2 separate regions of the Homo sapiens genome follow, and region 2 is linked to region 1. A link is an interaction called in ENCODE POLR2A ChIA-PET data of the cell type or tissue named here. Cell type or tissue: PC-9. All regions are shown on one strand. Links, peaks and the distances in the headings refer to the core of each region. The heading gives the core; the rest is flanking DNA. Region 1 overlaps SLC44A3-AS1 (SLC44A3 antisense RNA 1). Region 2 holds the start of LOC105378861 (a long non-coding RNA gene).

Evidence for each region. Peaks named below come from ENCODE experiments on the same cell type or tissue, not always from the same donor. Only the 100,000 strongest peaks of a DNase experiment are listed, where the experiment ranks them.
Region 2: POLR2A ChIA-PET joins it to region 1 with 20 read pairs; 2 of 35 experiments call an interaction of 5 or more read pairs at or near these places.

The regions. Positions count from the first base shown.
Region 1 is chr1:94,615,956-94,618,878 of GRCh38, reverse strand. SLC44A3-AS1 (SLC44A3 antisense RNA 1) reads left to right here. Exons shown (of 6, transcript NR_160780.1): 6 at 1,808-2,527. The region is part of intron 1 of LOC105378861 (a long non-coding RNA gene); the gene reads right to left. Among named protein-coding and RNA genes, the nearest start is that of MIR12133, 74 kb to the right of the region's middle. In PC-9, for the core only: no CTCF peak of the experiment used is centred there; DNase peaks (open chromatin) are centred at 1,278 and 2,198; H3K27ac peaks cover 2,049 bases.
Region 2 is chr1:94,561,617-94,564,539 of GRCh38, reverse strand. It overlaps LOC105378861 (a long non-coding RNA gene), which reads right to left and starts at 1,437. Exons shown (of 3, transcript XR_001738160.3): 1 at 927-1,437. In PC-9, for the core only: no CTCF peak of the experiment used is centred there; a DNase peak (open chromatin) is centred at 1,519; H3K27ac peaks cover 1,146 bases.

The sequences.
Region 1 (2,923 bases), core at 121-2,620:
CCTCAGTCTTATGGTCCTGTGATCTCCCCCTGCCTCCACTTGCCTTGTGATATTCTATTACCCTGTTAAGTACTTGATGTCTGTCACCCACACCTATTTGCACACTCCCTCCCCTTTTGAAAATCCCTAATAAAAACTTCCCTAATAAAAACTGGCTGGTTTTGTGGCATCACGGATCCTACCAACGTGTGATGTCCCCCGTGGATGCCCAGCTTTAAAATTTCTCTCTTTTGTACTTTGTCCCTTTATTTCTCAAGCCAGCAGATGCTTAGGAAAACAGAAAAGAACCTATGTGATTTTCGGGGCGGGTTCCCTGAAAGACCGCCACCATGGACAGCTCAGCCAGGGCCATCTTCTGCTCTGACATTCCCTCATGCCCTGCCTTGCTGTTGTATCATGGAAAAGGGTGGGATGAAGGTTTAGGAGGTGACCTGCATTCATGTCCCAACCCTGCCACTTTTAGCTATATGAACTTGGTTGACTCACGCTCTCTGAGTCTCACTCAAAAAAGACCCTATATGTGTAGATTTATAGATGGGGATGGTCCAGATGGTGTGAGTGGTCAGCTCCGGCTCTAAATCCTGGCATTTTCTGGGATGTGGATGAGTATGGCGAGAGGCAGGCAGCCCAGCTGCTGGCAGCACGTGGCTAGTGGATGCCGGTGCCTCGAGCTCTCTCAGAGACCACATCCAGGTTCCCTGTATACCAGCCCCAGGATGTACACACACCATAGTACCACCCCTAAATGTAGATGGCAAATATTTATTTGAAGTGTTACCAGAAAGGGATCCTAATTTAGACCCCAAGAGAGGACTCTTGGACCTTGGGCAAGAAAGAATTCGGGGCATTTCCACAAAGTGAAAGCAAGTTTATTAGAAAAGTAAAGGAATAAAGAATGGCTACTCCATAGGCAGAGTAGCAGCACGGGCTGCTCCACTGAGTATACTTATAGTTATTTCTTGATTATATGCAACAAAGTGTGGATTATTCATGAGTTTTCCGGGAAAGAGGTGGGCAATTCTTGAAACTGAGGGTTCCTCTCCCTTTTAGACCAAATAGGGTAACTTCCTGATGTTGCCATGTCATTTGTAAACTTCATGGCACTGGTGGGAGTGTCTTTTAGCATGCTAATGTATTATAATCAGCGTATAATGAGCAGTGAAGATGAGCAGAGGTCACTTTCATTGCCATCTTGGTTTTGGCAGATTTTGGCCAGCTTCCTTACCACATCCTGCTTAATCAGCAAGGTCTTCGTGACCTGTATCTTGTGCCGACCTCCTATCCCATTCTGTGACTAAGAATGCCTAATGCCTAACCACTTGGGAATGCAGCCCAGTAGGTCTCAGCCTTATTTTACCCAGCCCCTATTCAAGATGGAGTCACTCTCATTTGAACACCTTTGACAGAATCACATAATCATATAACATATGCTGAGGACCTTTTGCAGAACAAGAGGGACTGAGGGCTGTGCTATGAGGGCTACAAAAGATGTGCACATCCAGACCCTTGCCCTCAGGAAAGTGTCCAATGCCAGCTGTGTCTGCAACAGGCTGTGAGGACTTGGGCACACTACAACCTCTCTAAGCCTATTTCCTCATCTGTGAAGCAAGGATAATAAAACTTATCTTACTCGTTATAAAAATCAGAGGTAATACGCATAAAGCTTGTTGGATTGTTTTTAGGATCGGATTATTGTTAAGAAATAGATATTATATGTTAAACTCCTAGCATAGTGCCTAGCAACTGGTAGGCATTGAATAAATGGTAATTACTATTGTTACTAATATGCTATTGTCATTATTTTTAGTGTGGATCAGTGTTAAAAGTGCTTCATGGAGAAATGGAGGCCTGAAAGCGACTCTGAAGGAGGAGTGGGGCTCAGCAAACAGCAGACGAGTTTCAATCCAAGCACCCATTACCCCCCTAACACACGGCATACGTGCATCTCATCTCCTCCTGTGTCGCTAAGAAGCTACCCATATGTCTGTCATTAATTCTCCAGAATCCTTGGACACACCCCTCTGCAGAGCTTTCTAACAGGAAATACAAGTCTCAGATTTTTTTTTAAGTTAAAATTGAGTGCAGCACTCATACCTTTCTTCGAGCATGAACCGTCAATCAACACTGCCTCATGAGCTACTGCTCTCCTGCTCTTTGAAAAGACAAATCCTTATTTCTTTGTAGTGATCCAGAAGGCAGTGGGAAGAATGACAGGTGCTTGGTTATCTTCAATTTAATCTCTACCTTTCAATGGGGCTAGTGCAAGCTAGGGCCATTTTACTGCACCCAAAGGAATTTAAGACATTTCTATTATCTCTAAAGAATCCAGATTAACATGCCTTCTTGGTGGGCAGGGAGACCAGCTATGAATTCTAGGATCTCAATTCAAATGCTTTTGAATTCTTCCTGCTTGTTCAGTTAATTACATATATGTCACCACAATCTTGCTTTTTTTTTTCTATGCTTCTAATTTTCTCTGAAACTATAACATTATTTTAGGGGTTAATAAATTTGTAATTGGAAAAAATGTTTTTACTTCTTTAGGCTCATCTTTCCTCCCTTCCTTCTTCCCCTCCCCAACAAAACCTTTATTTTCTCAAGTGTCCATTCTTTCTGTAGGAAAAACCATCATCATAATTACAATATGTTAAGTGACTACTATATGCCAGGAATTAGCTCAATTCTTCACTTATTTTATTTTACATAATCCTTTCCAAAACCCCCTGTCATAAGTAATATTATTATTCCTACTATATAGCTGAGACTCCTGAGGATAAGAGAGGTCAAGTAATTTGTCCACTGCATTAGGTGGGTAGAGCTAGGACTTTAATCCAGAACACCAATGACTGTTCTCTTCTTCACCATTACACTACTTTTTTCAAATTTCTAGAGACCTTCATGAATTCTTTGCATTTTGTTTTTT
Region 2 (2,923 bases), core at 218-2,717, 54 kb after region 1:
ATAAAAATTTGTGGAACTGAATTGAATGAAGCTTGATGTCCTAATCTGGCAGGTAGAGTCATCCATTAATTGACCTCTAATCTAACATTAGCTCACACTCCTGGATCTAGTTAAGCCAACATCCTCACTGCTCTTGTCCTCTCTGGATAAAGCTTGGCAAAGTTTACAAACTTTGATAAATCAGTATTACATGAATGTAACATTCTAGAACACAAAATATTATTTGCCCAGTTAGAATAAAGGACCTTTCAAGAATTAACCTGTTTTAACTCCTAGATTGCATTAGTCAACTGCCTCTTTCAAAATAATTTAGACTTTTGAAATTGATATTGACAGCAGTGATATCAATTTCACTGTTGATAATGATGATACTTTATCTTGATTTAGTCGCTTTTGTTTAGGGATATTTGTTGAAAGACTGTCACTAAATCATTCATTCAATTAATATTTTTAAGTACTTCATGGGCCAAGTATGGTACCTGTTCCTGAGTATATAAGGGTGAATAAAATAAACCTGTTCTGTTGCCTTTGTGGAGTTTCTAATCTTGTCAGGAACACAGGTAAGAAACAAGAAAACAAATGTATTGTTATAACTTACAATACATGCTATTAAAGACAAAAACGGTGTACAGGACAGAAAATAACAGGGAAGACCTTTGCCTAGGATGGTCAGGGAAAGCCTCTCTGAAGAAGTGACATTTGAGCCTGGACTCTGCCATGCAATAAAAACAAAACAACAACAACAACAACAACAAAAAGAAAATGGGTCACACAGCCTTTAATAAATTCTAAATAATTTGCATAATTCTGACATAGTTCGCAACGGCCATTATACTTTTCTATGTTCATATAAAAAAGATTTTTTAGCTTTATCTTACAACTAATCAGAATTCATGATACTTATATTATATATTTAGAATACTTACCAAGGAGATGCTCTGTTCTTTATCCTCCTGGAGCATGTTCTTTGTTATTCATTCAAGCTGGGTTGAATGACAGCATTTATAGTTGTGTCTCCTAATGACATTGATCCCACCAAGTGGTTCCAAGTATGCAGGCTTCTGTGGGCTCATATTGGTCCAGTCCCACAGCCACATATCATAAACCCTTTAGATGATGCAGATTATTCTGGTTAGAATGTGGTATCTGTGGAATATCTGGGAGATATTGGGATTAGAGTCTGGTGACAGCATCAGTTGCATTCCACCCCTGACCAGCACCTTCACAGCTTTGTGCTGCAGATCTTATAGGGAATTACAGGGAAGTGGAGGTTCATCAGGGCAAGTCCTTCAAACCTCACAGAGGTACTACAGGAGGGCACCTAGCGATTGTATTAATTGGTTCATTCTGAAGTGGCTGATCTTCTCAGAAGCAGGACAAACGTAACTCAGAAGCATGAGAGGCATGCAGCCACTGTTGATGGCTGTGCCTGATCTCAGAGGGCCCTGCCGAGAGCAGATGTTTACTTAGCCACTCCTCATGGCTGTGAGCACCCAACCTGGACAGGGAAATTAGTGTGAATTCCAATGCCCAAACACAAATGCCAGGGATCCTCCCTGAGTTTCTGAAGGGAATGTGTGCATACTATTAAAGAGAAGGACAACCGGATAGTCACAAGGAAGGCTGGACTTCCTTAACAGAGATTGTTTATCTAGTTTTAAGCAACTCGAGGTGCTGTAAGCAGGAGCCATGAGCAAAGCAACACGTGTAGGATTAGTTAGAACAGGGATCCCCCACCACTGGGCCATCAACTGATACCAGTCCATGGCCTGTTAGGAACTGGGCTACACAGTAGGAGGAGAGTGGTGGGCGAGCGAACAAAGCTTCTTCTGTGTTTACAGCCACTCCCCTTCAATTGCATTACTGCATGAGCTCCGACTCCTGTCAGATCAGCTGTCACATTAGAATCTCATGGAGTGCAAACTCTGTTGTGAACTGTGCACGTGCAGGATCTAGGTTGCCCGCTCCTTATGAGAGTCTAATGCCTGATGATCTGTCACTGTCTCCCGTCACCCCCAGGTGGGACTGGGGTCCCACTGATGCTACATTATGGTGAGTTGTATAATTATTTCATTATATATTATAATGTAATAATAATAGAAATAAAGTGCACAATAAACCCAATGCACTCGAATCATCCCGAAAAGATCGCCCCACCAACCCCAGTCTGTGGAAAAGTTGTCTCACATGAAACCAGTCCCTGGTGCCAAAAAGGTTGGGAACTGCTGTGTGAGATGACTATCGATTTACAATTCATCAAATAAAACAAAGCATGTCTGATCTGGCCTGCAAAAGGTGAGATAATGGCTGCACTAATAAGAAGTGCAATAAGGGGATCAGGAAGCGAGACACCAAGCAGAGCTGAATGACCTGGATGAATGCATGGCCATTGCGTTTCTGTTCAGGGGAGTATTTACCACTGGGAAAACAGTTGCTTGGTTTGAGAACTAAGCTCAAATAAGGACCTTAGATATAAATCTATTATTGTTGTGGGAACCCATAATACTCAGAAGCATCTCTCACCAAAATTGGATTCATTCCTTTATTCTTTCACTTACCAATATTTGTTGAGCACCTACTGTGTTCCAGATTCTATTGCTGGGTCCCCAGTGCCTCCGAATGAAACAGAGGAAGTCCCTCCTTTCATGGAGCTCACCTTGTGTGGTGTGGGGCTGAGGGAGGTAGAAAATAAACTAGCTAACAAACAAGTGCTATGAAAAGCAATAAAGTGGGTAAGAAGAGGATGAAACTATAGGGTCATGAGAAGGGGCCTTAAGAGAAGCCCTCTTTGAGGGCTATTTTATATAGAGTACTCCAGGAAGGCCTCTCTGAGGAATGACATTGTGCAGGAAGTTCAAGGTAAACCATGGGAAGATGTTGGGGAAAGAGCTCTAGCACAAGGGGAGAAGCGAATGGGGCACGA